Regions from separate parts of the Homo sapiens genome. Here region 1 is linked to region 2. A link is a loop called in an ENCODE intact Hi-C map of the cell type or tissue named here. Cell type or tissue: IMR-90. All regions are shown on one strand. Links, peaks and the distances in the headings refer to the core of each region. The heading gives the core; the rest is flanking DNA.

Region 1 (4,407 bases), core at 83-4,082, 92 kb after region 2:
CTTTTATGTTCCAAAAAGTTTCATGCAGGGAACCGTGCTATTTTTCCTCAAGATAGTATGGGGAGCAGAAGTGTCAATAATGTCAGCCAAATGGAGCTTTGACCATCAGTGGTCAGGAGACCTTAGAACATGGAAATTCTGGGTTAGGCTCCACCATCTGAGGCCTTCCATCCAAATCAACATTAGAGACTGCAACTAATACCAGCTGCCAGATTTCCAACTCTTTCTCCTCTCAGGAGTCCCTGTTTATAAGCAGATGCCTCACCTTTTGCCTGAATGTCTTTGGATAGAAATATTCAGTAATCATCAAGGTGATGAAATGAGATTGGAACATTCCAGACACAAATCAATGTACATAATACTTAAAATCCTTGGACTTGAAATGAGGGAAGGGCAGGCAGGCCTGTTTGCTGGCATTGAATACATCGTTACCTGGTCTGTTATCCAAGAATCTGTGCTTTATACAACTCAAAAACAAAAATCCCAGTTAGAAAATGGACAAAGGACATCAATAGACATCTCTCGGAAGAAGGTACACAAATGGCCAAAACACACATGAAAAGATACTCCATATCATCAATCAGGGAAACATAAATCAAACCACAATAAGGTGCCACTTCACAACAGATGGGTGGATGAACACAATATGGGCTGGGCTATCCCTACAATGCAATGTCATTCTGCTGTGAAAGAAAGACAGCCCCGACACTGACACACGCAGATGGATCTTGAAGATGTTATGCTAAGTGAAACAAACCAGACGCCAAAGGACAAATATTGTACCATTCCACTTATGTGAGGAAGCTAGAGTAGTCAAGTTCATAGAGACAGAAGGTCTCTATGAAGGTAGAGCGGTGGTGGCCAGGGGCTGGGGGAGGCAAGAATGGGGAATGACTGCTCAATGAATGCAGTTTAAGTTTTGCAAGATTAAAAATTTATGGAGATGGATGGTAGTGATGGTTGCATGAGTATATAAAGGTGCGTAATGCCACTGAATTGCACACTTGAAAATAATTAGAACAGCCGGGCACAGTGACTCACGCCTGTAATCCCAGCACTTTGGGAGGCTAAGGTGGGTGGGTCACTTGAGGTCAGGAGTTCGAGACCAGCCTGGCCAACATGGTGAAACCCTGTCTCTATTAAAAATATAAACATTAGCCAGGTGTGGTGGCAGGCGCCTATAACCCCAGCTACTTGGGAGGCTGAGGCAGGAGAATCACTTGAACCCAGGAGGTGGAGGTTGCAGAGAGCTGAGATCGCGCCATTGCGCTCCAGCCTGGGCAACAAAGTGAAACTCTTGTTTCCCAGAAAAAAAAGAAGAAAATAATTAAAATGGCAAATTTTGTGTTACATTTCTTTTATCACAATTTTGTAAAAAGAAAAATATATATGTATATACACATACTTATAGGCATATATATACATATATACATATGTAAAACACATAACACATACCTAGGTGTGTGTACATATGTAAACATATATACACACATACATAGGTGTGTATATATGCATATATTATATATAATGAGATTTGTAATATTCTAAGATTATGTCCTCTCTGCTATTTTGATATTGAAATGTCCTTTTTTCATGAAATAATCATGATAGTAGATGGTAATTGTTGTTTTTAATGTCTTGATAAACCAAAATATATATTGGCCTCCCAAGCCCTTTTCGGAAAGGTTGCTGGTCTGTGACACCAAAGGCCTGGGAAGCACTTGGTTGCTGGCCTGGAGTCTCCGGGAGTCTCCCAGCCATGACGTTGTTCAGTTGAGGACGGTGGTTCTCAACCTTGGCTGCACACAGGCGTCAGCCGTGGAGTTTTTAAAAGACTGACACCTTGGCCCAACTCCAGGGATTCTAATGTCATGGGTCTGGGTGTCAGGACTTTAAAAGCTGGCCAAGGAGAAATAGGTGAGTGAGCTGGGGCAAGGAGCCAGACGGTGGCCATGTTTTTACTTTTTCGGGTTCTCCTAATCAAGTGCAAACTCGTCTTTCTTTGTTACTCCCAGAGTGGAAAATGGACCAAAGAAAAACAAACAGGAGTGGGAAAGGTCAGACAATGGAAAGAGAGAGCAGCAAAACATTTGTTTTAGAATGAATTCGCTTTTGGAAATGTATCTTTTCGACCGCCTTTTGTCTTTATACCACTTAGGCTTTGGAACTCCTTGACTCCTAATTAATTCTGTTTGAGAAAATCTCATTCTTTTCCTTATTTCATTTGTAAATAACTTTCCACAGGAACAGTAAAACAACACGAGGAGAAAATCTCTCAAAACATGCCAAAGAGCCTTTGGTATTTCTCTTCATGCCGTGATTATGACATCACCCAAAGTGTTTGGTCATCCAGAAATGTACTTCCTCTTGGCTTTTAGAATTCCTTGCATATTAAGATACGTTTCTAATTATATTCAAATAGAAACCAGATGTTTTGAACACTGTACTTTAAAATCTCTTCCTGAGTTTTATTTAGAATATTTTAGGAGAGGGTGGCATTCAGCTCACTCTTTCTCTACTTTTTCTGTGTATTCCCAAAGATTTCATATTCTCAAATATTTTTCCTGGGAATTTAGAAATCTGACTCCAAGAGAAAATTGTGTATACCAACTGACCTTTCACAAGGCTCAACTCTGAGTACTAAGAAAAGGAAAGGGTTAATTTTGTGGGTAGTGGTATTTCTGGAGTTTTCTGTAACATCCTTAGAATTAGAAAATAGCTTCCTAGTTGATTACCCTCTTGTCTCTGTCAAATCTTGGCTTTCACCTTTCTTATAAATGGAACAAGCCTTCTTTGTGCTGTATCTTGCCTCAAGCACGCTTGCTACTCATATAATAGGGAACTGCAAAATAATACGGGAACAATTAGCCTTTTAAATTTGTTTTGTTTTGTTTTGTTTTTTTGAGAGAGTCTCTCTCTGTCACCCAGGCTGGAGTGCAGTGGTGTGAGCAGAGCTCACTGCAACCTGGAATTCCTGGGCTCAAGCTATCATCCTGCCTCAGCCTCCTAAATAGCTTGGGCTGCAGGCATATATCACCACACCTGCCTAAGTTTTTAAATTTTTATAGAGCCAGGGGTCTCCCTATGTTGCCCAGTGTGGTTTTGAACTCTTGGCCTCAAGCAATCCTCTCACTTCGGCTTCCCAAAATGCTAGGATTATTATGGCGAGAGCCACCATATCTGGACCGATTACCCTTAACTTGGAACATAAATTTTCTTTTCCTCCTGGGATCTTGCCAGTAGGAAGGAAACACTACAAGTTCAAGACTACATATTAGCCTAGATTTGTTTAAGTCTTTACTGTGTCATGAACTATACTGAGTGTGAGCTTTTCACTCTCCACAGGGGCAGTTGCTGGGGTCTGGGTGTGAAGGGGTGTCCACCTAAGGTAGGACCAATAGAAACAAAGGTTTCCTGTGTTTTCAAAGGTCAAGACCACCGTCTTCTTTCTTACCCCCAACTAAGGTTGCTGAAAAGAAGTGGTCTGGGCCTGGGAAGGGACAGGAGACTGACTTCTGCCAGCCCAGTTCACCTGCCCAGAGGTGGCTTCACAGGAGGCAGGTCTGGAGAAGACACCTTTAGTTTGGTCTTTTTCCTTTACTTATGCGAGCCTTGTGCATAGCAAGGTACAGGAGACTTGAGACCATCGGCCTCTCTGGCTGGTGCGCAGGGTGAAATGAAATGTTTAAGTCTTACACTTCTTTTCTCATAAAATACGTCAGTTCAAAGGAAAAGGTCAGTCCCCAGTGGCATCTTCTGCCCACCTCATTCTTCCCTTCCCCTCTTGCTATAACTGGGATATCCCCTCCCTCTATAGGTTTTCTGCCTCTTCTAGGCCCAGCGAACTCACACTCCGCCCTTGAGACCCGGGTCAAACAGCACCTCTTCCCTGCAGCCTTCCCAGCTCCCACACTCAGCTAGCTGTTGCCACCTCCACGTCCCCACACCATTTGTACACACCTTTCTTTATATTTCATTTTCTTGTAGTTATTTTTAATTTAATTTAATTTAATTTAATTTAATTTAATTTTATTTTATTTTATTTTATTTTATTGAGACTGAGTTTCGCTCTATTGCCGAGGCTGGAGTGCAGTGGTGAGATCTCAGCTCACTGCAACTTCTATCTCCTGGGTTCAAGCAATTCTCCTGCCTCGCCTCCCAAGTAGCTGGCACGCCTGGCTAAATTTTGTATTTTTAGTAGAGATGGGGTTTCACCATGTTGGCCAGGCTGGTCTCAAACTCCTGACATCAAGTGATCTGCCCGCTTTGGCCTCCCAAAGTGCTGGGATTATAGGCATGAGCCACTGCACCCTGTCTTTGTAGTGTAATTTTTGGTTCATGGCTGTGAACCTCACTAGGCTGTGGACCCTCAAGTATGAGGAGAGAGCCTTTTCTTTGTGTCTCCTG
Region 2 (4,407 bases), core at 295-4,294:
TTCCTGTTCTCCCCTCTTTTTGGAATGTGCTATCAAACCATGTCAGGTCAAGCATCGCTTCCTCTACAAAACCTTTCCTTACCATCTCCGCTGCCCTACTTTCCCTGCTTGGGGAAAATAGACTCTTTATGCCTCATTGTTTATGCATACATATGAGTAATTGTATCTCACCAGCAGTAACACACTGTTGTACCTCTTGTTTTCACATGTGCTTCTCCTTATTAGACTATAAACTCCATTCACCATCTTTCTGGAGCTGTCATCTTTCATTAGGAACATCGTAATAGCCTTTCAGCTAGTAGCCTGCCCCCCTCCACTGTTACCTGCTTTTGAAGTGATTCTCCCCATCTCCAGAGTAAGTGGGCTCATCAAACTATGCTTCTCTGTGTGAAAGGTGTGGTGGTGGGAACTGGGTGAAATTAGCTCCAGGACACCATTAGCACTTGGTCTAATTTATTTACTACAGTAGGTATCCATGTGCTGAGAGGTTCTCAAGAAGGATGGGGAGTGGGGAAGAGTAGGAGTAAGTGGAGAAAGTAGGGGCTGAGAAACTAGGTGAAGAATCAGAATCAGGTGTAGACAGCCATACGAGTCACAGATCTGAAAAGGTCGAGTTAGCCAGAGTTCAACCAGGGCTGCCAGAACTTGTGTGGTTAGGGTGTGCCAGGCAGTGCCGTTAGGAGCTTCCATGTATTCAAGGGTTGGAGTGGTCATGAAATGAGAAAACGCTGTGCAGTGACAAAAAGTAGTTGCAAAATTCTGAGTTTGGAGCCGAGAGGAACATACACTGTGGGAGATACAACGAGCAGCCTAAGTCAGAGTCTTGTCAAAATCCATTTCATGAAAAGCTGAACTTTCAAAATAGTGTAGTTATATTTGGTGCATTGCAATGCCACATAATTTCCTCCTTGACCACTATATTAAAGGGTTGCTTTCAAACGTCTTCCCCAAATGGTAAACATGATTCCAAGTGGTTTAAGTTCACATTTCTGTCAACAGAAATTTAACTTTTGTGGTTCTGATGGGTGAGAAGTGATAACTCAGGATTACTTTAGTTTGGATCTTTCTGATTACTGTTCAGATCATGCATTTTTTCATGTTTACTGTTTAGATTTGCTTTTCTGAAAATGCCTATTCACACATTCTTTACTCGTTTTTCTGTGGAGTTTTTTTTTTCTTTTTCCTGTAAATTTTTGGTCACTCATTTCATACTATAGGTATTAACCTTTTTCTGATACATCCCAGATATTTCTTGAAGTCTACTGTATAATAAGATTATTCTTTTCTTTATGGTATCTTTGACAATACACATGTTTAAAAAATTATCTTTTCCTTTGCAACTCCCTGGTTTGCTATTTCAGTTGAGAATGTTTTCCTAACCTGTAGTGTATAAATTCATTCTCTTAAATTTTATTCTAACATATTAATTTTTTTACATTTTTGTTTTTAATCCATATGGATTTAACTTTGGATATGGATTAAATAGAGGTCTAGTTTTTTTTCCTCTAGATGGCTATATTAAAATCCCATGTATACTAAGATACATTTTGGCACTCCCCATTTTAAAGATTTATTTTTCTGAGTAATACTAGCCAACACATATCAGTGCATATACTATAGATGTCAAATCCTGTCCTGGGTGCTTTACATACTTTACTTCATTTAATCCTGGCAGCATCATTGTGGGTAAATTCTGTTCCACATGAACTTTAAAATGCCTTTATCAAATTAAAAAGAAACCATTGGAATTATGATTAGAATTACATGAAATTTATATATGGATTTTTTGGAGAATTGACATGCTTTATGTCTTTCAATAATATTTTATTTTCTTCATATGTCTTAAACCTGTCTTGTCAAATTTAGCCTTAAGCATTCTGTACTTTTATCACTATTACAGAAAGAATATAGTCATACGTCTCTTAACAATAGGGATATGTTCCGAGAAATGCAGCATTAGGCGATTTTGTCGTTGTGAAAAATGTCATCGTGTCGTTACACAAACCTAGGTGGGATAGCCTACTAACACCTAGGCTGTATGGTCTAGCCTATTGCTTCTAGGTTACAAACCTGCATGGTATGTTACTGTATGGAATCCTGTAGGCCACTGTAATACAGTGGTGTTTGCTTATTTAAATATATCTAAACATGGAGAAGGAACAGTAAAAATAAAGTGTTTCATTATAATCTTAAGGGACCACCATCATATGTGCAGTCCGTTGTTGACTGAAACATCATCATGTGGCATATGACTGTGTTTTTCCATTCTCACTTCTTTTTGGTTACTGCTGTAACCATTCCTACAGATGCAGTAAGGATGGTATGTGTATTAGTCAGGTTTGTCTAAATTACACTGCAATAACAAGCAACCTGAAAATATCAGTGGCTTATAACAACAAAAAATTTCCTGCTCATACTGCATGCCCATCCCAAGCTGGCTGCAGCTCTGCTTCACATCACCCTTACTCTGGGGCCCAGGCTAATGAAACCATTGCTGTCGGGCACATTGCAGTCTTGTAGTAGAGAGGAGTCAAAGTATAGCATCTACTGGTTCTGAAAGCTCCTGCCAGGAAGTGTCACACATCACTTCCCCCACACTTTATAAGCCAAAGCAAGAAGTGCCCATATCCGACATTGAAGCATCCGGGATGCCTATGTTCTCCACAAGGAAGGGCCCTTCAAGTCACAATGCCAAGCCTGACACCTAAGAAATAACCAGTGAGATAGGATCAGTACTCTTTCAACTTGAAGGGCAGCAAATATTTTGATCACTAATACCATGTATCGCAATATTTTTTTGTTAAGTTGGCGAGATTGAGAAATCCTAGAAAATGACACCTATGCAATAGATGTTTATCTCCATTCAACCATAATTGGTTTTTCTCTTACTTTCAAGTATGCAAGAAGGTGACGCTTTTTCTTGTCTCTTAAATATAGCCAGCCAGGTGCAGTGGGTCATGCCTGTAATCCCAGTACTTTGGGAGGTCAAGGCAGGTGGATCACCTGAAGTCAGGAGTTTGAGACCAGCCTGGCCAACATGGCAAAACCCTGTCTCTACTAAAAAATACAAAACAAAATTAGCCTGGCATGGTGGCAGATGCCTGTAATCCCAGCTACTAGGGAGGTTGAGGCATGAGAATCGCTTGAACCCGGGAGGCGGAAGTTGCATTGAACCGAGATCTCACCACTGCACTCCAGCCTAGAGGATACACCGAGACTCTATCTCCAAAAAAAAAAAAAAAAAAAAAAAATTAGATATAGCCATGTGACTAATCCTGGCCAATGAAAATGTGAGTAGAAGTGATGTGTGTGTTTCATTCCTGCACAGAAGCATTGAGAAGTTGAAGCATGATTCTCCATATCTTCCCTGTCATAGTGATAATAGAAGTATATGCTGATGTAGAAGTACCGAAAGGGTAAAGTAGCTAGAATGTCATCATATAGAAGACAGTGGCTCTGGATGTCATCCAGATAAAGAGTCTGTGGTTTTAAGTCACTGAGACTTAAGGGTTTTTTTGGTTTTACTTCTTTATTACTGTAATATAACCTAGCCTAGCTTTAATCAGGATAGGCTAGGTTATGCTGTAGTAATAATACATATTTAAAATATTTTAACATAAAACATATGTGTGTGTGTATATATATATATTCATTTATCCATAATGTGATGTAGGACAAGGTCCTTCTCTTAAGTATGGGTCTACTGATTTGGAGTACCATGATATCTTTCTTGCATAAACTACATCAATAATGCATCATATACAGTTTTCAGTTTGGATTTCTCTAATGTGGTTCAATAACTTAATAAGACTTGTAGAAAAATGCAAATACAAAATCTTAAAATTTTCTCCTTATGCTTTACAATTGTTATGCCCAAACCAACAGCATTTTTTTGCAACCTGTCTTTATTGAACCTTTCTAAAGCAGACAACAGCTTCCATGAAAACAAAAATTCATTCTTATCACATTATTATGTGTTGGCTTCAGTAGTATTTGTTCAAGTTACTTGGTTTATAATAACAGTACAACTGTCATAAAAATGTTTAGGAGCAAGCACAACTAGAAATTGGTAAACAAACAACTCATCTGGTAAAAGTGGAGTACATGGTTATGTAAGCGAGTAGCTCACAAGTTGAGTGCATTTTTTCTGCCATAAGCAATAGTCTGTAGGTTTCACAGATGACATTGAGAGCTTGTGTAAACCCCAAGAGTTATTTAGATAGAAGCAAACGAAGAGAACATATGGAGAACAATGTACACACGTATGTATATTCACATATTTATGTATCTTTGTGTATTTATCTTGTGTCCAGCCATGTTAATTAAACAGATATGTTCTTTTTAAAAGCATATCTTAGAGCTTCTAAGTATGTTGGCATATTATCAGCAAAAAGATAATTTAATCTC

Evidence for each region. Hi-C counts contacts between places; a loop is a spot of excess contacts. Peaks named below come from ENCODE experiments on the same cell type or tissue, not always from the same donor. Only the 100,000 strongest peaks of a DNase experiment are listed, where the experiment ranks them.
Region 1: it touches region 2 in a loop (2.9-fold over the local background); 2 of 110 quality-filtered maps call a loop at or near these places.

Annotation. Positions count from the first base shown.
Region 1 is chr13:28,556,265-28,560,671 of GRCh38, reverse strand. No RefSeq gene overlaps it. Among named protein-coding and RNA genes, the nearest start is that of FLT1, 63 kb to the right of the region's middle. In IMR-90, for the core only: no CTCF peak of the experiment used is centred there; a DNase peak (open chromatin) is centred at 2,331; H3K27ac peaks cover 2,076 bases.
Region 2 is chr13:28,648,395-28,652,801 of GRCh38, reverse strand. No RefSeq gene overlaps it. Among named protein-coding and RNA genes, the nearest start is that of POMP, 8.5 kb to the left of the region's middle. In IMR-90, for the core only: no CTCF peak of the experiment used is centred there; a DNase peak (open chromatin) is centred at 2,301.